2 separate regions of the Homo sapiens genome follow, and region 2 is linked to region 1. A link is a loop called in an ENCODE intact Hi-C map of the cell type or tissue named here. Cell type or tissue: mammary epithelial cell. All regions are shown on one strand. Each heading gives the region's core, and the rest is flanking DNA. Links, peaks and the distances in the headings are about the cores only.

Region 1 (12,127 bases), core at 2,209-10,208:
TGCTGGGATTACAGGTGTGAGCCACCGGTGCCTGGCTTGTCTGGCTCCCTACACTAAGCATAATTATTTTGAGATCATCCAAATTGTAACATGTAGCAATAGTTTATTCCTTTTTATTGCTGAGTAATATTCTATTGTACAGATATGTAACATTTACCTATTGATGGACTTTGGGGTTCTTTTCAATTTGGGGCTGTATAAAGCTGCTATGAACATTTGTGTATTAATCTTTTTATGGACATTTGTTTTCATTTATCTTGGGTAAATAACTAGAAGTGGAATGGCTGGATCATATGGTAGATGTATTAATTTGTAAAGGAACTTCCAAATTGCTTCAACAGTAGTTGTGTCATTTTTGCATTCCCACTAGCAGTATATGAGAGTTCTATTTTCTCCACATCTTTGCCAACACTTGGTCTTCTTAATTGGTGCATTCTAATAGGTATGTAGTGATACCTCATTGCAGTTTTAATTTGCAATCTCTAATGACTAATCATGTAGAGGACCTTTTGCTTATTTGCTATCCATATATTTTCTTTAGTAAAGTGTTCAAATCTTTTGCCCATTTCTTAATTGCCTCGTCTTCTTATTGAGAGAGTTGAGCTTTTTAAAAAACTTTTATTTTAGGTTTGGGGGTACATGTGCAAGTTTGTTATATAGGTAAACTCATGTCATGGGGGTTTGTTGTACAGATTGTCACCCAGGTACTAAGCCTAGTACCCAATAGTTACTTTTTCTGCTCCTCTCCCTCCTCCCATCCTCTACCCTCAAGTAGGCTATTGTTCTCTTCTTTGTGTCTGTGAGTTCTCATCATTTAGCTCCCACTTATAAGTGAGAACATGCAGTATTTGGTTTTCTATTCCTGCATTAGTTTGCTAAGGCTAATGGCCTCCAGTTCTATCCATGTTCCCACAAAAGACAGGATCTCACTCTTTCTTATGGCTGCATAGTATTCCATGTCGTATATGTACCATGTTTTCTTTATTCAATCTATCATTAATGGGCATTTAGTTTGATTCAATGTCTTTGCTATTGTGAGTAGTGCTGCAATGAACATTTGTGTGCACGTGTCTTTATGATACACTAATTTACATTCCACTGGTTTTATACCCAGTAATGGGATTGCTGCATTAAATGGCAGTTCTGTTTTTAGCTCTTTGAGGAAGCGCCACCCTGCTTTCCACAATGGTTGAACTAATTTACACTCCAACAAGTGTTCCCTTTGCTCTGCATCCTCGCCAGCATCTGTTATTTTTTGACTTTTTAATAATAGCCATCCTGACTGGTGTTTTTGTGGTTTTGATTTGCATTTCTCTAATGATCAGTGATATTGAGCTTTTTTTTTCATATGCTTCTTGGCCACATGTATGTCTTCTTTAGAAAAGTATCCTTATCACTTGCCCACTTTTTAATGGGGTTGTTTGTTATTTTCCTGTAAATTTGTTTCTGTTCCTTATGGATGCTGGATATTAGACCAAGAGTATTTTATATGCTCTGAATACAAGTCCTTTATCAGATATGTACCTTGCAAATATTTTCTTCTAATCTGTGCTTGTAGTTTCATTTTTTAAAGTGTCTTGTGAAGAGCAGAAGTTTTTAATTTTGATAAAGTTTACTTTATTAATTTATTCTTTAATGGATCATACCATAGGTGTTACACCTAAAAATTATTTTGTTAAAAAAATTATTTTTTGTAGAGATGGGATCTCATTATGTTGCCCAGGTTGGTCTCAACTCCTGGCCTCAAGCATGAGCTACTGTGCCCAGCCTAAATAATCTTTGTCTAATCTAAGATCACAAAGTTTTTCTCCTATGTTTTCTTTTAGAAGTTTTATAGTTTTAGGTTTATACATATAGGTCCATGACCCATTTCAAGTCCATTTTTGTATATAAGAAGAGATATGAAGTTCAATTGTTTTTGTATATGGATATCCAGTTATTTTGGCACCATTTGTAAAAGACTATCACTTTTCACTAAATTGCTTTTGCATCTTTGTTTTAATGATACATATCACTGCACACACACACACACACACACACACACACGCAGTGTTGTTAACTGGGTCCCTATGTGAAATGTATTTCTTACTGTGGACTGCAGTCAGAAAAGTTTGAAAGGCAGTGCTATGATGGCTACCTGAATTACTTTTTTCTCTCTCTCTGGTCTCCTAATCATTCTTGTCTATCACTTCCATATATTCAGTCCTTCCTGCTTCTTCAATTTCCACTGTTCCTCTAAAACGTCATTTTCTATGAAAGCACATTTATGATCACCTCAGGAAAGCATTGTTTTTGCTATTCCTTTCATTTTTTCCTCCCCTCTCTGCTATACAGGGAAATGATAAAACATTTTATATCTCCCTGCCAAGTTTATACCACTCTCTGTGTAATTCGCCCTGTGACCTTTCATTCAGTGTTTCTTGTGGTTCGCAATTGGTTTACAGCACATCATTTCCTTTTTCATTTGTTTTGCTTTATTGGGAGACAGCATGATGTGTAGAAAAGAGAATGGGCCATACTCCAGCTGAACCCTATTTCATAATAGGCTCATAACCTTCTTCAAAATACCATCTCTCAGGCTCAGTTTCTTTATCTGAAAAATAAAACCACATCTAACAACCTCATATATTTGTTGTAAGAATTAAGTAAGGTATTGTATGTAGCATATGTGAGGCATGTCTAGTCCTATACCGGACACATAATAGATGCCTGATGATAGCTATTATCACCATACTATGTACCTTCTAACCACTTCTGTTATTTCCATCACCTTCCCTCATGTCTGTATCTTCTACTATGCTAATGCTATTGTAGGCTGTACAGTACGGCGCCTCAGATAATTAAATTCAATGACCTCAACTACCCTTGTGAGAATGATTTTACACAGGAAGTGTCATGGTGCCAAAGAGATGAAAGAGATCAGATTTCATTTCACTCTAAAAAAGAAAGACATTTTTTCTTCCACAAAAGAGAGCTTTAAACCTCCTTCCCATTATCAAGGTAGACAGAAAAATACTCCTCTTTAAAGAGAACACAGCTACTAGAAATGCTAACCATTCAGCTAACAGGGTCAGAATGGTAGCTCAAACTACCATTCCCCAGGACTTAAAAGGCAAAAATAAGAATGCTCTGTGAATGCTGATAGGGACAAGAACATTCTAACCTCGACCAGATAAGAAAATGTTGGACACAGAAAAGGAACTTAGACTGATTCACAGACTTTTGACGAGTCATCACCAGCTGAGTCCATTTTGGGTTTTTTTTGTTGTTGTTTTGTTTTATTTTTTGAGTTGGGGTCTCACTGTTACCCAGGCTGGAGCACAGTGGCGCAATCCTGGATTACTGCAACCTCTACCTCCCGGGTTCAAGTGATCCTTCCACCTCTGCCTCCCAAGTAGCTGGGACCACAGGTGTGTGCCAACACACCTGGCTAATTTTTTGTTGTATTTTTGGTAGAGACAGGGTTTTGCCATGTTGCCCAGGCCAAGCTGAGTCCATTTTGAAGAGGAATTAGAGATTGTCTGAAGCTACTCTGTGCTCTTTTTTTTTTTTTTTTTTTGAGATGGATTCTCACTCTTTTGCCCAGGCTGGAGTGCAGTGGTGCGATCTCAGCTCACTGCAACCTCCACCTCCCAGGTTCAAGCAATTCTCCTGTGTCAGCCTCCTGAGTAGCTGTGATTACAGGCCCATGACACCACGCCCTACTAATTTTTGTATTTTTAGTAGAGACGGGGTTTTGCCATGTTGGCCAGGCTTGTCTCGAACTCTTGACTTCAGGTAATCTGCCTGCCTTGACCTCCCAAAGTGCTGGGATTACAGACATGATGTATTCATTAGTTTTTTGTTAAATGTTAAAATAATCAAGAGCCATTCTATGAGTTCCTAGATTCCTAGCCTGGGTAGACTTTACCTGATTATAAATAATAATGGGAATTCTGGCACCTAACATGGTTGTTCTATTTTTGCACTGGGTCACAATTTCAATACATTTACTCACTTTGATTAATACACAGTAAGTGTCAAGCTGTTTTTTTTACCATAATTAATTCATTATTATTCATCCTATTAGTTATATGACCTGGTATTAAAGCTACCAGGTCAAGAGTGGTTTTGTTTGTTTGTTTGAGATGGAGTTTTGCTCTTGTTGCCCAGGCTGTTTAATTAATACCTTCTTCCAGAAACTTAGTTTTAAAAAACCATCGGCCAGACACGGTGGCTCACACCTGTAATCCCAGCACTTTGGGAGGTCGAGGCAAGCGGATCATGAGGTCAGGAGTTCGACATCAGCCTGACCAACATGGTGAAACCCCATCTCTACTAAAAATACAAAAATTAGCTGGGCATGGTAGCGCAAGCCTGTAATCCCAGCTGCTCAAGAGGCTGAGGCAGAAGAATCCCTTGAACCCAGGTTGCAGTGAGCCGAGATCGCGCCATTGCACTCCAGCCTGGGTGACAGAGTGAGACTCCGCCTCAAAAAAAAAAAAAAAAAAAATCAACCAGCCTGGCCAACATGGTGAAACCCCATCTCTACTAAAAATACAAAAATTAGCCGGGCATGGTGGTGAGTGTCTGTAATCCCAGCTACTCAGTAGGCTGGGGCAGGATAATTGCTTAAACCTGGGAGGCAGAAGTTGCAGTGAGCCGAGATCACGCCATTGCACCGCAGCCTGGGCAGCAAGAGCGAAACTCCATCTCAAAACAAAACAATAATAACAACAACAAAAAACCATCAACTAGGGTGTTTGGATATATGGATGCTCCCAGATAACATTAATCTGAGTTCTAACAAGTCTCCAGCTGTACTTTCCGATGGAGCAGCCACTAGCCACATGTGTTATTGTGGCTAGCCCAAACTGAGAAGTGCTATAAGTCAAAAGTACACACCCAGAGTTCACATACTTAGTACAAAAGAAAAAATGTAAACATTTTGTTAATAACTTTCAATATTGATTTCATATTGAAATAACTTTGGATTTATTGGATTAAACAAAGTATATTATTAAAGTTATTTGTACCTGTTTTAATTTTTTTTTAAGAGGGAGTTTCACTCTGTTGCCCAGGCTGGAGGGCAGTGGTGCAATCTCGGCTCACTGTAACCTCCATTTCCCAGGTTCGAGTGATTCTCTTGCCTTAGCCTCCTGAGTAGCTGGGTCTATGGGTGTGTGCCACCACGCCCAGCTAATCTTTGTATTTTTAGTAGAGACAGAGTTTCGCCATGTTGGCCAGGCTGGTCTTGAACTTCTCACTTCAAGTGATCCACCTGCCTTGGCCTCCCAAAGGCTGGGGTTACAGGCGTGAGCCACCGCGCCTGACCCTCTTTTAATTTTTTAATGTGGCTGCCAGAAAATGTTCAATTATGTATGTGGCTCGAATTATGTTTCCGTTGAACAGTGTTGGTCTGAAGTTTACAAACTTGTGAAATTCTACAATACTTAAAGCTGGTGGATAATTATAACTGTGGCTCATTAAGATTTGGAAAACTTGTTGCAATATTTGTTAGAGAGGGAGAGGTTTTTAGTGTACATAACTGGCTGAAGAGTCAGACAGAAGCAGTATAGAAGGGTCATTCAGAAGTCCAAAGTGAAACCATCTTAAGCAACCATGTTTACGCGAGATGAAAAGCTAGTGGCTTTAACCTGTGGGAAAATGTACCACACCCTGCCAATGCAATGCAAAGTTCATCTTGTTACTCATCCCTGAAACCTGCCCCCCAGCTTTCTATAGCTAATTGCTCACAGTTGGATCCCTTTTAAAGTGAGATTACACTCCCTACAGGATATGTTGTACATGCTGACAGCCAAGTTTCCAAGGTTTTCATTCAACCTAATACTCATTTTTGGTCATATTACGGCTTTGAGCAAAATGCTGAACATGAAGAAGCTGAATTGAAGATGATACTAAGTGGTGACAGATAGTAATCCCCAGGATGCATCTTGGTTGTATCAAAGAGATACAAAAGAAACTTAAAGACAGAGGTTTTAAAGTCAGAGCAATCATAGATTGCCAATAACTTACTAATAATATGTAAATTTAAAACATGTCAAACACAGGTAGGACAACCTCAGGGAAGCATAGAAATCAGGGAGTCAAAGTGGCAAGCATTGATAATGTTCACCCACCACAAACGAGGGCTGAGGGTCCTCCCTTTGAGAGGCAAAGCTCAAAAGAGAAGGGTTAGGATTGGTCAAGTTATTACAGTTTATGGCCATTAAGCCAATGTTTAACATTGTTTTCCCTAGAATGCCAGTGTTGTTCTAATATTGTCCTGTGAAAGTTTTGATGCCGGCAGTATTTTCTTCTAAAATGTATTTAAAATATATTGAAGCATACGGTAATTAGGAGGCCAGAGATCTAGCAACTGAAGCAGCATATGGCCAAGCCGTGTGGGGTGCGCCTGAGACGGGAGGCCTGTAAACAGGTGGAGATCTTCAGGCAGAATCTTTTCCAGGAGGCTGAGGAATTCCTCTACAGATTCTTGCCACAGAAAATCATATACTTGAATCAGCTCTTGCAAGGTACTGCCTCAATGTGGCTGACCTGACTTCCCTCCGGGCCCCACTGGACATCTCATCCCAGGCCCTCCACCCAAGGATGATGAGATGGAAACAGATAAGCAGGAGATGAAAGAAGTCCCTAAGAGTGGATTTCTCCCTAGGAATGAGAAGGTCCTGTTCCTGCTTGCCCTGGTTAAGCCAGGAGTCTGTAGTCTCAAAGAGAAATGCATTCTAGTGATCACAGGGATCCAGCACCTGATCCTCAAGATTGAAGATGGATGATTTTGGGGTAGCAATCCAGGAGAAGGTGCTGGAGAGGGTGAATGCCGTCAAAAGCAAAGTGGAAGCTTTCCAGACAACCATTTCCAAGTACTTCTCAGAACGTCGGGATGCTGTGGCCAAGGCCTCCAAGGAGACTCATGTAATGGACTACTGGGTCTTGGTGCACCAGCGAGATGAGGCAGCCTATGGGGAGCTCAGGGCCATGGTGCTGGACTTCGGGGCCTTCTACGCTGAGGTTTAACATATCAGCAGCAGCAACCTGGAGAAAATTGTCAACCCGAAGGGTGAAGAGAAGCCATCTATGCACTGAATCCAGGACTAGAAGGAAAATAAATGACCTATATGTTGTGTGTGGGAAAAAAAAGAATATGGTAATTACATAATAACAATGTAGTTATCAGTAAAATGTCTTTAAGAAATGGTATATTTCACCTGGCACAGTGGCATGCGCCTGTAGTCCCAGCTACTTGGGAGGCTGGGGTGGGAGGATTTCTTGAGCCTAGGAGCTCAAGTCCAGCCTGGGCAACATACTGAGAACTCTCTCTAAAATAAATAAGTAGATACAGTACAAAATTTTTAAAAAGAAATGCTACATGTGAGGTTTCTAGGACATTACCTATGAGATCATCTGATACATGCCAGCCTCTTTCATATACATATTGATACCTCAGTTTCATATACCTGTTATTGTGACTTCAGATTTTATCTGTAAGGTGGAGGATAACATATCTACATCACAGAGTTTTGTAAGAATTGAGATAATTCGGTCGGGCATGGTGGCTCATGCCTGTAATCCCAGCACTTTAGGAGGCCAAGGCGGGTGGATCACCTGAGGTCAGGGGTTCGAGACCAGCCTGACCAACATGGTGAAACCCCATCTCTACTAAAAATGCAAAAATTAGGTGTGGTGGCACACGCCTATAATCCCAGCAACTCAGGAGGCTAAGGCAGGAGAATCACTTGAACCCGGGAGGCGGAGGTTGCAGTGAACCAAGATCGTGCCACTGCACTCCAGCCTGGGCAACAGAATAAGACTCTGTCTCAAAAGAAAAAAAAATTGAGATAATTCATGTAAAGAATTATGACAGCGCCCATTTTAAGCAGCTGGTAAATGTTAGATGATGATGAACTAGTATTGTACATATATTTAATGATCACTATGTTCATTTTCATGTTATAATTTTAATACACATTTATAAAGTGGATCAGATGTTGACTATTCTTAAATAATTAGTAAATAAAACAATATTGCATTGTCTTTTAAATCCAAGAATACACTTCATTTCATGAATTCCATTCCTGTTAAGCCCTTTTAACACATTATAATTGAAAAAATATTGCTGTGGTTATGTAGCCAGGACTCAAGCAGCATTAAGTAAAACCATGAATGAAGTGAATTTGAGAAACATTGTATTAGACATTCGATCATCCAATATTTTCATTCTGCTTTGAGTCTATAGCAGTGGTTTATTGGGCTCTCAAGAGAAAAAGCTATGGTTTTAGCATTTACCAGTTTCTGTGGTATAAACATTTCCAACATGGTCAATGTCAAACTATTGTGTGATGTCACTGAATGCAAAGTTGGAAAGAGATGCTAATAATTGGTTCTCTCAAGAAGGTACAAACAGGCTCCCAAACACCACTCAAATAAATACTTTGCATGATTATAGCATGGCTTCTCATACAGTGTTCATTCATTCATTATACCAATGGTTCTGCAAATGTGATCCCCTGACCGACAGCATAAGCATCATTGGGGAACTTATTAAAAATGCAAAATCTCAGGGCCCACCTTATATCTCCTAAAACAGAAACCATGAAAATGAGGCTTAGCAATCTGTCTTAACAATCCCTCCAAGTGATTCTGATGCATCATGTTTGAGGACCCCTGCCCTATGCTCTTGCTGTTGTTTCTGAAGGGGAAGAAGTGCCAAGTAACTTCTAACATTTATTAATTAATGTACCAAGACTAGCAATGTTGGCATTCTCATTCTTCAAAGCATCTAATTATGGACTCTGAAATTGCAATTTATATATTCCTAGAATCAACAAAGGACACCAAGCTGCTGCTCTTTTGCATGGAAAGGTAATCTTATCTTCAAATGTCCCCATGTTTCCGTTGCTATTGAGAGGCTCTCATAAGGGTTAGTTAAGAGTTCTACTGGCTTGGCTTAGTGACTCATGCCTGTAATCCTAGCACTTAGGGAGGCCATGGTGGGCAGATCCCTTGGGCCCAGGGGTTTGAGACTAGCCTGGACAATATGGCAAAACCTTATCTCTGTTAATAAAAAAAAATGCAAAATTACAAAAATTAGCCCGACACAGTGGTGTACGCCTATAGTCCCAGCTACTTGGGAGGCTGAGGTGGGCGGATCACTTGAGTCCAGGAGGTTGGGAGGTCGAAGCTGCAGTGAGTTTTGATTGCGCCATTGTGCTCCAGCCTGGATGACAGAGGAGACTTTGTCACAAAAAAACAAAAACAAAAACAAAAAACAAAAACTACTCCTTGTGATTTCTGGTTGCTTCTGCAGCAGAGACCATGGGCAAAATCCCGGTGCTGAAATAAACATATGCCCTGATGTATTAGTGGACACGTTGTTAATCTACTTTGTATGGCTGGTTGGTTGTTTGAAAATCACATAAATACAGCCCTAAATTCAGTTATACTGTACACAGTATTGGCAGAGATACATGGTTTCCAGGATGTTCTAAGGGAGCTTTGGATAGGTGCAGCCTTCAGAGGTCAGCAGGTATGACCTTGCACTCTATGTGGGCTCCCCTTCACAGCACGTGTTCATCCAACTGACAAAATATTTCCAGTAACAAAAGCACATTCTATTTTTGGACAGGTCTAATTATTCTTCCATACATTGAACTAAAATCTGCCTTCCTGTAACAGTCACACAGTAGTCTGAATTCTGAATTCTGGTAAAGAATCCCCGTCTCATTGAAATAGCCCATGAGATCCCAGGAAAGGGTCACTTTAGGCTCTTTTGCAAATTAGGCTTCCCCACTTCTTTCAGGCGTTCATGTAACAACATTCCCAGGCTCTGCACCACTCTGCCTCTTGATGCTCTTCAATTTATTAACATCTGGCTTAAAATGTGGCATGCATAACCAAAAATAATGCTACCATGTGGCCCAATCGGGGCAGCGTTTGTTTCTGGAACACAGCTCTCTGTTAATGCAGCCTGTTATTGTGTCAGCTTTGTTGGCAACTGAGCTAACCTCCGGGCACATCTCCAGTCTGCAGTCAGCTCCACGCTCCACACCAACCTATTGCATAATGTCTTACCTATCCTCTACTTGGATTGTTGATTTTTAAACTCTAAGTGCAAGCTTCATATTTAGTCCTATTAAATTATAACTTTGTGAGTTTCAGACCCAATTCTAAAATAGTAACATCTTTTACAGTCCAAATTGTCATCGAATTTTACTCTCTCTTCTTCCTAGGTTTATATGTTCAGCAAACATAACCACATGATGTCTCTCTTTGTATAAAATCCTGAGGAAACTGTTGAACAAAACAGAGCTGATTCCTGTTCCCCTCCCTCACTCAATTATTTACCTCAAAGCTTGAAACTAGAATAAAATGTCCAAGTGAAGTACCAGTTAAATATTGACTTTCACTTGCCAATTTTACTTCAATCTGTCTTTCAACTGAAGTAGCCTGAAAAATGAAAATGTAATCATTCTAAATAATTCTTAGGGAACATATAGAATGCCTAATGGGTATTAAATATTTGAAATATAAATCCCCATTCTTTGATGTGTGCAAAAGGAGGTAGTTAAAGAATAGTATAGAGTAATTAAAAGCTTTTATCATGATCTGGGATTAATTGAAGTATTTAGAGAGTGGTGATGCCATACTGAAAACAACTATTACAACATTTAGGGTTTTGTAATTTTCTCTGGGTTAATTAATGCTTATAAAAATTATTCTGGCTGGACGCGGTGGCTCACGCCTGTAATCCCAGCACTTTGGGAGGCCAAGGTGGGGTGGTTCACCTGAGGTCGGGAGTTCAAGACCATCCTGACTAACATGGAGAAACCCTGTCTCTACTGAAAATACAAAAATACATGCCGGGCATGGTGGCACATGCCTGTTATCCCAGCTACAGGGGAGGCTGAGGCAGGAGAATCGCTTGAACCTGGGAGGCGGAGGTTGTGTTGAGCCAAGATTGCACCATTGCACTCCAGCCCGGGCAACAAGATCGAAACTCCATCCCAAAAAAAAAAAAAAAATTATTCTGAGCAGGCTTGGTGGCTCATGCCTGTAATCCCAGCACTTTGGGAGGCCAGGGTGGGTGGATTACCTGAGGTAAGGAGTTTGAGACCAGCCTGGCCAACATGGTGAAACCCCGTCTCTACTAAAAAAAATACAAAAATTAGCTGGGCGTGGTGGTGTGCACCTGTAATACTTAGGAGGCTGAGGCAGGAGAATCACTTGAACCCAGAAGGCAGAGGTTGCAGTGAGCCAAGATCACACGATTATACTCCAGCCTGGGTGACAGAGCAAGACTCTGTCTCAAAAAAAAAAAAAAAAATTATTCCTCAAATGGCTTCTTAAATCTATAAAAATTGAAAATAATTATAAAGAAAAAATTTAAAGCCAAGAACAGTAGTTCCATGACTTGGAAGGCTGAGGTAGGAGGATCACTTGAGCCCAGGAGTTCAAGACCAACCAGGGCAACATAGTGAGACCCTAGCTCTATTAAAACAAAATTTTAAGATATCTTACTTAGCACAGAGTATTGGCACTTAGAGATCATGGGCTATGTGAAGAAATATATTCCTAAACTTGATGTATGAGCTACATGATTACGTGTAATGTGGAGTTGAAAACAAATAACATCATGATCGAAAATACCATAATTCAATTCAGAGGATGTGGGCTGAGATGATACCTGATCTGATACCTTCACAGCACCCAGAGAGGAAAGATCAGAAAATGTGTTTTCAATAGACATGGTGAGAACACTGCTAGGGAAGGAGTGGCAGCATTTTTAACATGAATAACCTTAGCTAACCTATCACCACAGTATGTTGAAATAATTTTTTTTTTTTAGAGGATCTCACTCTGTCATCCACACTGGAGTGCAGTGGTGCCATCACGACTCACTGCAGCCTCAATCTCGTGGGCTCAAATGATCCTCCCACCTCAGCTTCCCGAGTAGCTGGGACTACAGGCCCTCAACACCATGCCCAGCTAAATTTTTTTTATTTTTGTAGAGATGAGGTTTCACTATGTTCCTCAGGGTGGTCTCGAACTCCTGGGCTCAAGTGATCCTCCCACCTCGGCCTCCCAAATTGCAGGGATTATAGGCATGAGCCACTGCACCTGGCCAATT
Region 2 (12,127 bases), core at 2,872-10,871, 65 kb after region 1:
TGTTAACTTTTCCCCTAACACTTACAATGTCTATGGTTTCCTCTCCCAAATTCTATTTTAATGTCTGAAAAATATTAAATACCCCAAATTTTGTGAAAACTACATTAATTATTAAAAGTTTTATACATATAAACTTTATATATGCATATATTTATATGTTTTTAAATCGTTTTCATTAAAAGGCCTTAGTCTAATTCCATTGAGACTACTGTCTGTCTTTCACCTGTGAAGTTGTATAGATTTTTTAAATCAATTTCCACATATGGAAAGAATACACATGTGTATTGAGGGAATAAAAGGAAGCATTGATTATCTCTCAACTCATATTAATGTAACCCAACATTGAGTTTTCTATTTGGTTCCATAGCTTTGCATTAGTAATGCATGCAGTTATTTGCAAACAGAATTCCACATTCCCTGGGCAGAATGGTGACGGGGAAGATGCATTTGGTCAGGGGACCTTTTAGAGAATTTCACATTATACCTGTTCACATAAACTTACTCACATACATTTGCACTTTTATTTTGAAAGACCCTTGAGCAAAGATGTCTTGCTAGTTCCTCTCTATGCAGATTTTCTTTTAGAACTCTAGCTGCTTTTGAGTATTTGACAATGAATAGAGACCAAATGGCAGCACCTATTTTGAAGGAAGAGATGGGGTAGAATCTATTCTCCATCTTCTAAGTAAATGTTCTAAATAGCTAGACAAGTTCACCATAAACTAAGTTTCATACCATAAGGAAGAGTACCTTTTCATCAGCCTTTCATATTAAATAAAATTGAGACTTTTGAAATATTTATTCATTTAGGCAGTTCTTTAAAAACTATTTTTCTTGGCTGGGTGTGTTGGCTCACACCTGTAATCCCAGCACTTTGGGAGGCCAAGGCTGGCAAATCACTTGCAGTCAGGAGTTTGAGACCAGCCTGGGCAGCATGGCGAAACCCTCTCTCTACAAAAAATACAAAAATTAGCCAGGCGTGGTGGCATGCATCTGTTGTCCCATCTACTTGGGAGGCTGAGGTGGGAGGATCTCCTAAGTCTCTCTTCTCAGAATAAGGTAGTTGCCATGGAAACAATGACAATGACTAAATTCAACTAGAAACATTGCCTGTTAAATATGCCACATACATACAGTTCTTTCCTTCCTTCAAAGTAGAGAGAAGTCATCTGGAGAGTGGGTAACAATCTTAAGACATTGTAATACACTCACATTGATTCCAAGAGTCATTGAGATTTTGCTATATGTCAGACCTATTATCCCCATTTTATAGATAAGAAAGTTAAGGTTATGAGAAGTTAAATAACTTTTCCAAGGGTCACATAGCTAGGATTCAGAATGAGACATGTCTGATATCAGAGTCCTCTCTGCTATGTGGCTGCCAATCATTTGTGGCTATGTATGTGTCTTTACTTCCCTCATTGTTCACTTCTTTCTCAAGCCTCCTAAATAGCTTCCACTTTTATAATTCCACAGATATTGTCTAATTCAAAATTCTAAAATTGTTTGGGCAAAATGTTGCAGTCCTCCAAGATTCCATTTACCTTTTACGCAAATTTCAATTCCCAGAAATATGACATATTACATAACTTGAGAAACATTTTGCCATAAAACACTATGAATGCTGGAAAATAACTAATGCATACCTGACTTGTAAGTGATATCTGCAGGGGACAAAAATGAAGAGTGGTGAGTATTGGAGTTATGGATGCTGCAATCCTATGGAAGATGTGCTGGTGCCACAGGGAAATATGCTTTGTTAGATCTAGGGGTGTGGATTTCAATGCCCTCAGGATATACGACTGAGTCCTGGGCTCACGCAAGACAGAGAGCTAAAACCAACACCTCTGCATGAATTCAGAACCTTCAAAAAGCTATGTCCTTAGTGAATGTGTGGAATGTATGTATGTGTGTGTGTATATATGTATGTATGTATACATGTATTACATATATCCTATATATGTATGGGATGACATACGTGTGTGTATTTTATATATATATATATATATATATATATATATAGTATTAAAGGGTTGAGTAATATATATCTCAACCCTTCTCATTAACACTTGAAGTCAACAAAGAAACTTGTCAGTTTGGACCCTCTGTGGAAGAAAACAGTCTCTCTTGGGAATTTGTAACCTTATATCTGCTCTTATCCTGGCTTAGGATTTGAATTTATACCAGGGGTTGGCAAATATTTTCTGTAAAGGGCCAGAGAATAACTATTATCAGCTTTGTACACGTAGGCTCTGTTATAGCTATTCAGCGCTGCCTTTGCAGAGGGAAGGTGCTGTAGGCAATGTGTAAACAAACGGGCATGTTTGTGTATCAATAGAACTTTTATAAAAGCAGGTGGTGGTTTGTTGATTTACACTATCTGCATGGGCCAGGAACCTGTAAGTCAAAAAACTGATCCCAATAAAAATTGGTCTTTCACATATTTCTGAATATAAAGCATACAAGAAAGCAGTACAGCATACCTGAGAGCCAGCAGACATGGGAGGAATGGGTTCCCCAGGACATTCAGATAACAGAACGACTGGATAGGAACTATAAAATAAACATAAATGTGATTAAGAACATAGAAAGACTCTAAAGTGTGAGAACAGAATGAGAATCTATTTAAAAAAAAACCAACATATAGGTTTGAAAGGAATAATTAAATAGAACTTTTGATTTTTTTTGAGATGGAGTCTCACTCTGTCACCCAGGCTGGAGTGCAATGTCCGCCTCCTGGGTTCAAGCGATTCTGCCTCAGCCTCCCAAGTAGATGGGACGCCACCATGCCCGGCTAATTTTTGTATTTTTAGTAGAGGTGGGGGTTTGACATTTTGGCCAGGCTGGTCTCAAACTCCTCACCTCAGGTGATCCACCCGCCTTGGCCTCCCAAAGTACTGGGATTACAGGCGTGAGCCACCATGCCCAGCCAATCAAATGAACTTCTATAAATGACAAACAAAAGTAATTGAAATTAAGTATCAATAGAAAATTAGAAAAAGAAGACTTCATGTCTAAAACACCAAAAGCAATGGCAACAAAAGCCAAAATTGACAAATGGGATCTAATTAAACTAAAGAGCTTCTGCACAGCAAAAGAAAATACCATCAGAGTGAACAGGCAACCTACAGAATGGGAGAAAATTTTTGCAACCTACTCATCTGACAAAGGGCTAATATCCAGAATCTATAATGAACTCAAACAAATGTACAAGAAAAAAACAAACAACCCCATCAAAAAGTGGGCAAAGGATATGAACAGACACTTCTCAAAAGAAGACATTTATGCAGCCAAAAAACACATGAAAAAAATGCTCACCATCACTGGCCATCAGAGAAATGCAAATCAAAACCACAATGAGATATCATCTCACACCAGTTAGAATGGCGATCATTAAAAAGTCAGGAAACAACAGTTGCTGGAGAGGATGTGGAGAAATAGGACACTTTTCCACTGTTGGTGGGACTGTAAACTAGTTCAACCATTGTGGAAGTCAGTGTGGCGATTCCTCAGGGATCTAGAACTAGAAATAGCATTTGACCCAGCCATCCCATTACTGGGTATATACCCAAAGGATTATAAATCATGCTGCTATAAAGACACATGCACACATATGTTTATTGAGGCACTATTCACAATAGCAAAGACTTGGAATCAACCTAAATGTCCAACAACGATAGACTGGATTCAGAAAATGTGGCACATATACACCATGGAATACTATGCAGCCGTAAAAAATGATGAGTTCATGTCCTTTGTGGGGTCACGGATGAAACTGGAAACCATCATTCTCAGCAAACTATCACAAGGACAAAAAACCAAACACCCCATGTTCTCACTCAGGGGTGGGAATTGAACAATGAGAACACATGGACACAGGAAGGGGAACATCACACACCGGGGACTGTTGTGGGGTCGGGGGAGGGAGGAGGGATAGCATTTGGAGATATACCTAATGCTAAATGACGAGTTAATGGGTGCAGCACACCAACATGGCACATGCATACATATGTAACAAACCTGCACGTTGTGCACATGTACTCTAAAACTTAAAGTATAATTAAAAAATAAATAAATAAATAAATAAAAAATAAAAAAATAAAAAAAAGAAAAAGAGCAGAAGTGAGACTCAATGAGCCAAAACTGACAAAACTACCCATAACTTGGAGAAAGGAAGAAATGGAAAATAGAAAAGGTAAATTGGGATGGAGAAGAAACCAAAAAGACATATTATTTACAAAGCAATGATAATTAGAATTGTAGTCTAACTTGGTGAATCTTCCACTTGAAGTAAAGTAGATCCTTTTGGGAGCTACCTCTTTAGGGCTAATAATGCAACATCTCTGAGCACATCTTTCATCTCCTAGATTACCTCTTATGTTGGTTCCTCCTAGAATTTCTTTTCTTCTAAGAAACAATTAGGCTGGGTGCCGTGGCTCACACCTATAATCCCAGCACTTTGGGAGGCTGAGGTGGGTGGATCACCTGAGGTCAGGAGTTCGAGACTAGCCTGGCCAATGTTGTGAAACCCCATCTCTACTAAAAATACAAAAATTAGCCAGGCGTGGTGGTGGGTGCCTGTAGTCTCAGCTACTCGGGAGGCTGAGGCAGTAGAATCTCTTGAACCTGGGAGGCGAAGGTTACAGTGGGCCAAGATCGTGCCACTGCACTCCAGCCTGGGTGACAGAGTGAGACTCCGTCTCAAAAACAAACAAACAAGAAACAATTAAATCCTACTTCAGATCCTTTTCACTTTCTCTTAAAAATGCTTCTGAAATTAAATAATGCTAGAAGTCTTTAGGAAGTATGAATTTAGGTTTTTAACTTGTTTTCTTTTTTCTTTTTTTTTTAAGAGACAAGGCCTCACTCCGACACCCAGGCTGGAGTGCAGTGGTGTGATCATGGCTCACTGCAGCCTCAACCTCCCCAGGCTCAAGAAATCCTCCTACCTCAGCCTCCCAAATATTTGGGACCACAGGCAAGTGCCACCACACCTGGCTAATTAAAAAAAAAAAAATCTTTTGTAGATATGAGGTCTCCCTATGTTGCCCAGCCTGGTACTTATTTTCTGTAAATCATGAACATACCTTGATGCAATATTAACATTTTTCTCATACCCTTTAGAAACTCCTTTGTACATGATACATATTTTTTTTTCTTCAGTTCTTTTTTATTCCTAATGAAGCAAACATCTGGGATATTTAATACAAAGTGGAGCATTCTTGACTAACCATTTAAATATTGTCTCTATTTTGTTAGACTCTGACATTAACAAGAATGGCTTCCACCTGTCTCTCGAAGTCTACTGGAAGGCTTTGGAATCCTAATAGCAGAGATTGCATATTTAGTGCCACAGAGAACTAAGCATGTAATATTTTAAGCACGTTATTGTAAAAGAAGGGAATGACTAGTAACCTCTCGCAAAGTACAAGAAGGAGGTGGTACACTTTTTTTTTTTTTGTAACAACAATTACTCATGACAGAAGGACTCAGATGGGGAAAAGGACAGATGGTTCTTATTACACCCTGCCCCTAACTTGAATTACCATTCCCTACCATAAACAGAATGTGCCAAAACTGTAAGAGAAAAAATCATGAGATAAAAATCTGCAATATTTTGTGCCATCGAGTTGTTTAAAACCACAATGTAATGACAAGTACATTTAGTGAATACAGTGAAGTCAGAAAATCTTTTGCCATAATAAACATCAACAGTCATCAAGTATTTAATTGATTCAAGGGTAATATATACACTGGCAAGTGATTGAATGTAAATACGTTTTAAAGTGAATTTTTAAGTTTCCATCATATTGTCTAGTATAATCTTTACAACTCCACTGTAAGCTTTTGTTGCTTTAATAGTTCACTAAGCTTTGACCTACACAAACTAAACTTTTCTGAGTGGTGATTAAGTTTTAATGCCAGATGATGCCTAGACATTTTCAAATGTAAAGATACACATATGGTTTGGAAGAGCCTTAAATTATTAATATCAACCAAGTGGTAGATAAGGAGAATATTTTGCTAACTTTGGAGGTATTTCTTACCTCCTTCACACATAAGTCTTATTAGATTGTCCTCAATATGGCAATCTGTAATGTAATACTTATTAGAGAAGAGTGCTGTGAAATGGAGACATGCTTTTTATCACTTAAATGTATGCAGACCCATATACTCAGAATTTTCAGGATTCTGAAAGATATGAGTGAAAACTTGTGTCAGAGAATATATGTTTATGTGGCACTTATTTGGTTTTATGAATGTTTTAGAGGGAAAGTTGCCAGGCGAGAACTCATCCTCTAAGGACGCTTGATAGCATGCTGGAACCATTCGTTCTGGATCTGCGCCAAGCCTCAGTGGTCAGCAATGATGATGAGCACTATTGGCAACATGATTTTCAGAAAGAACAATCAAAACAGATTCTGTTTGTTGCCCTGTGGATTGGTTCCAAGAAACATCTTTGTCTCTGGATGATCAAAGCATGGTCTGATAGGCTAAGAATGCAGTAATTGTTATAATTAGCTAATAATTTTGGAGCAAAAAAAATTATTAGTGGCTGCTAACTCGTTTGCATGCTAATGTTTTTGGAGGGAGGGGAAAATCTTTTGAGGCTTGACATTTAAAAAATGGATCTGAGTTAACTTTTGGCAGTAGTTGTTGTTAGAATAATATACAGGAGATTGTATTTAGGTGATGCCTTCAGAGAATCCTAAAAGGTGGCTGGTAGAACCTGTGTGTGGTTTCTGGTATCTCAGGTAAAGTTGTCCAGAGTGAGCTTCCTCTTGAGGACAAAGGACAAGAGGAAGAACAGGAGGAGCCTTGGATTTACAGATTCTACCATTTACTCACAAGAATAATAAAAATTCAAAACACCTGCTGTCTCTCAGGATCAAAAAGCAACACAGCGATTTCTTTTAAACAAAAGCAAACACAGGGCAGCAATGAGAAATTCATTATGAAAGAAAATGAAGCAAGTATCTGGACTTGGGCCCTTCCCAAGCCCTGAAAACTAAAGTCTGAACATCCTGATAGATGAGTCACTGCCTCCTTCCTGCTAATGTTTGTACCTGAGAATTCTTTTTTTTCTTTTGTCACCATGAGGGAAAGAATTCTTTTTTCCTGTTGGCTCAGTAGAAGAGACTGGAGGATTCTACTCCAGTTTCTCAAGCTGTGGAGTTGTGGTGGATGATGATGTCAGAAAAGAGAGAGAGATTCCAAAATCCTGGGTTGCAGGTTGGAATTTGACTGCTTTCCCACAAAAACAACAGGGAGCTAGAGTTCTTTGGTTCAGCTGCCTGGGGGTTAGTAGACCTGCAAGGTCCTGCTAGGAACCTAACTACCATTTTTAGCATTGTTTCCATAGGAATTTTTTCTTCTAAGTTCCAAATGAATTCACAAATACCTGTTTTAGAAGTAACAATAGCAGTTAGAGCCAGACATCTGTGGCTCACCCCTGTAGTCCCAGCACTTTGGTAGGCCAAGGTGGGTGGATCACTTGGGCCCAAGGAGTTTGAGACCAGCCTGGGCAACATGGCAAAGCCCCCGCTATACAAAAAATACAGAAATTAGCTAGGTGTTGTGGCGCATGCCTGTAGTCATAGCCACTCAGGAATCTGAGGTCAGAGGATCACCTAAGGCTGGGAAGTAAAGGCTGCAGTGAGCTGTGATTGCACCACTCACTCCAGCCTGAGTGATAAAGTGAGACCCTGTCTCAAAAAAAGAATAAAAGAAAAATATTAATAGAAGTTTGTAGATTGAGGACAACTTGGATTTGAATGTCTCCTTTGTGTTTATTTCTTGATCTTTTCTGTTATAGTGTTTTAATGATGCTCATTGTTAATCTTATGAATTCTTTTTTTTTTTTTTTTTTTTTTGGAGATAGGGTCTCACTTTGTCACCCAGGCTGGAGTGTGGAGTGTAGTGGTACTAACATGACTCACTGCAGTCTTAACCTCCTGGACTAAGCAATTCTCCTGCCTCAGCTCCCCGAGCAGCTCAGATTACAGACACGCACCACCATGCCTATATAATTTTTGTGTTTTTTGTAGAGATGGGGTTTCGCCATATTGCCTAGGCTGGTCTCAAACTCCTGGGCTCATGTGATCTACCTGGCTCGGCCTCCCAAAGTGCTGGGATTATGTTAATCTTATGAATTCTTTTTTCAGTGTCCCAAATTCTTCAGAGAAACTACTTCGCCAGTAATAATATAATTGCTCTAAAACTAGATTTAGAATATTAATGAAAAGATGTGCTTTGATAAGTATAACAAAACATGGTGAATTATGCTGGCTTCCTATTTTTTAATTGTAGGAAGGTAAACTATTATTAATATTTATGGACTATTTCCTATCTTTTCAAAGGTTTTGTTAGTCTCACAATGCTGCAGCCAGAGAAGTAGGTGACATGTATTGTTAATGCATATGCAAATTATTCTAATGGAGTGTAATCCCATTTGTCTTTTGTGCTGTGTTTGTGCTTTTTTGAATCCACACAATGTCACACCTATGGAGGGAAGCTGTTCGGTTTAGGAAGAATACATTTTCTTTTTCTTTTTCTTTTTGTTTTTGTTTTGGAGACAGGGTCTCACTTTGTCACCCAGGCTGGAGTGCAGTGGCGCAAACACGGCTCACTGCAGCCTCGACCTCCCAGGCTCAAGTGATGCTTCCACCTCAGCTCCCCAAGAAGCTGGGGCCACAGGCGCACGCCACCATGCCCGGCTAAAACTTGTATATTTTGTAGGAATGGGGTTTCACCATGTTGCCCAAGCTGTTCTCAAACTCCTGGGCTCAAGCGATCTGCCCAACTCAGCCTCCCAAAGTGCTGGGATTACAGGTGTGAGCCACCGCACCTGGCTGGAAGAATACATTTTCTTCTATTATTCTACCTACTCTTCATTCAGGCTCTCTTTGACCAAAAAAATAAATAAGTAAAATTCCACAACAAATAATAAAACCAAAATACCTAACCATGCTTGTACTTTAAAAATAAGAAGAAATGGAAGCTCTCCTCTCTGTCCACCCTGCTGCCATCCTCCCTCTCCTAATCCAGTCATTTTTCCCTTCAGGAAATAATCTGGACTAGAAATATGTCCAAAATACGTCCTAAGAAAAACTGAATTCTGGCCGGACATGGTGGCTCATGCCTGTAATCCCAGCACTTTGGGAGGCTAGGGCGGGAGGATCACCTGAGGTCGGGAGTTCAAGACCAGCCTGGCCAAAATGGTGAAACACTATCTCTACTAAAAATACAAAAAAATTAGCTGGGCATCATGGCAGGCATCTGTAATCCCAGCTACTCGGGGGGCTAAGGCAGGAGAACCACCTTGAACCCAGGAGGTGGAGGTTGCAGTGAGCCAAGATCACATCACTGCACTCCAGCCTGGGTGACAGAGTGAGACTCTGTCTCAAAAAACAAAAACGAAAAACTTAATTCCAGTGGAGGCTTTCTGAAGACTCTTGGTGATAAAGGGTCCTGTTGACTCTGGTGAAAATGCAGGTCAAGACTTTTCTAGTGCATTTCTTGCCAGCATCACTGAATTATTCAAAACAATTGGGATTCAAATATTACAAACATATCAATTTATACTTTTTACCATTATTTCAATAGCACTTTTTTTTAGTTGCATGTGACAGAAACTTCAACTAGTTCAAGCACAGAGGGCATATACTATAGATGCTGTATGCTCATATAGCAGTGAAGGCAGGCGTAGAAGAGAGCTGCAGGAACAAGGAGCTCAGGGAATGAAATGGGCACAATGACTTCAGGACCCTCTCCTTGGCACCATCTTTCTCTTATTCCTAGTTGTCTGCTGAGTTCCATTCTATAGAAGGCTCTACTTGAGAAGATGAGGTATGGCCACAGAGAGCCCCAAGGTTACATTTATCAGTTATTCATTCAAGAAGAGGACAAGCCACTTCCCTCCAATTTGGGAAGTTCTGGGTACAGAATTCTTATTAGTCTGGCTTAGAGTGCAGCTTCACCTTGTGAAGTTATCCTTATTCTAAGGGATAGTAGGAATATAAGTGACCCACCATGATCCTGGGGTGGTTTTTGCAGTGAGTGGGGCAATGTGTAATGGAGCACATGTTTTACAATCTCAACAGAAGCAGGAGGTTGACCAGAAGAAGGAGGATATTGAATCTGGGAGGCAGATGAAAATATTAACTATACAGTCCATTATATTATTCATGTTAAGAATTTGTATCAACCAGAGACCCTCATAACATGAGGTAAGATGGGACACTCACATTAGGGATTTTCAAGAGAGCTTAATAAAGAGACTATTTACAAGGATGCAAGGGGGATGTGGGGAAACCACAGTGATGCAATTTCTTGGGGCTGGTAAGAGCAAGGGCCTTACCAATCTGAAGTCTGGTCAAGGATGGAGCCCTTGCCCTCTCACAGTGACCACCTTAGGGAGGGACATGGGGAATAAATACTTCAAACTCTTGCTGTCCTTCTCTCCCATCTCCTGCTGATGTACTCTATTAGTTGAACCTGCCTAGAAGCAAGCAAACAACAGAGTCCATTGATGTAGTCCTTATAGGTCAGCCTACCAGTGCAGGGACGAGAGTGGAAATGGGTGGTGATCTGGAGGGTCAAACAGAAAATTTGCAGCATGGCCTTATTTACCTACAGACAGATACACATGCATATACATGTACATTTCATGTGACAGAAACAACCATGTAACCGAATATTCAATTTAGTCATATACATAAATATGTCAATGAGATATTATCCGTGATATTCAAAGATTAACTTGTCATCAAGTATTGTGTAAACAAAATCTAAAGGTTATTATTTTCCTTTAACATTTTTTTCTAACCATACTTTAAAATACCACTGCATTGTATTGGATCATTTTGTAATTGTGTTTCTATAATGATGAGAGATTTCTAGTAGATGAGTGGCCTGGAAAAAATTCAAAGAGACAGCGTGGCATAATGAAAGCTTTTAGAGGTGGGCCAACTTGGATTTGAATCCTGTGTGATAATCTTGGTCACTTTAACTTCATCTGTGCCAACAGCGTGTAGGACAAAGCAATCATATCTGGTGACAGGATGTGTCATAGACCAATACTCAGGGACTTCCACTATGCATAAATCACCAACATTCACATTTTTAGATCCAATTAAAATAGTGATGCCATGACTATCAAGCATCAAGCAGAACATAATTTGACTCATCTTTTTTTTTTTTTTAAATTCTGAAAGCTCTTCAGTATTTTGTAATGAGGGCTCACAGTTTACAGTGATGAACATCCATGAGCGTTGGATAATGCTAAAACTTTTGCTTCACCATTTACAGCAGAAAAAAAACCCTGGCTGGTGGCACTAATTTTTTTTCCATGTAATCAAGAAGATTTTGCCACTAACTAGGCCTTTAAACCAATAGTTGGCTTTTAGTTTCTCTAATGATGGGGACGGTGGTGATGATGAGGATGATGCTGACATTTATAGGGTACTGTGTACTATGTGCTTCACACATGTTAATTCTCCCAACAACTGTGAGTCAGACACTATTGTCCCGATTTTACAGGTGAAGAACTTGCAGCTCAGAGGGTTATTAAAACAAGATCACACTTCCAATAAGCATTAAAACTTATCCTCAAACCTTGGTCTGTGTCATTCTAACACTTTCACTGATGGCTAAAGATTACCAACTCCCAAAAGATTGCTCTTTTGACCTATAGTTTTAATTCTGGGTGATAAGTTTACTCTGTTATTATTATACAGCATACAGCAAGCTATAATTAATTTCATGGTTACTTCTATTTTTGTAACTGCTGTTTTGATTTCTATTAGTTGAAATATCTATCTATGTAATGTCTTGTTACTAGAATAGTAATGGGACAACCAGCATATCATGAAAAAACCCAGCATATTATGAAAAGCATTTTATTTTAAATGCCTAATAAAAGCATGTTATTTTCATTTACAGTTTGAATACATGTTCACAATTTAAAATATAGGAAAAGTAGGGGTAAAGTCCTGATGTCCATTTTTTAATGGTAATAAACAGTAATAAATACTTTAAAACATACTTAAACAATTTTTTCCTTCTTTTCTTTCTTTTTTTCTTTAGAGATAGAGTCTTGCTCTGTTGCCCAGGTTGGAGTATAGTA

Evidence for each region. Peaks named below come from ENCODE experiments on the same cell type or tissue, not always from the same donor. Only the 100,000 strongest peaks of a DNase experiment are listed, where the experiment ranks them.
Region 2: it touches region 1 in a loop (2.3-fold over the local background); 3 of 110 quality-filtered maps call a loop at or near these places.

The regions. Positions count from the first base shown.
Region 1 is chr4:159,000,750-159,012,876 of GRCh38, forward strand. All of the region lies in intron 1 of SPMIP2 (sperm microtubule inner protein 2), which reads right to left. It also overlaps the pseudogene PSME2P3. Among named protein-coding and RNA genes, the nearest start is that of SPMIP2, 28 kb to the right of the region's middle. RefSeq lists an enhancer at 5,472-6,004. In mammary epithelial cell, for the core only: no CTCF peak of the experiment used is centred there; DNase peaks (open chromatin) are centred at 5,722 and 10,022; H3K27ac peaks cover 2,698 bases.
Region 2 is chr4:159,064,600-159,076,726 of GRCh38, forward strand. It overlaps a transcript of SPMIP2 not described here. Among named protein-coding and RNA genes, the nearest start is that of RAPGEF2, 32 kb to the right of the region's middle. RefSeq lists a silencer at 6,978-7,272. In mammary epithelial cell, for the core only: no CTCF peak of the experiment used is centred there; DNase peaks (open chromatin) are centred at 5,482, 6,342 and 7,072; H3K27ac peaks cover 3,038 bases.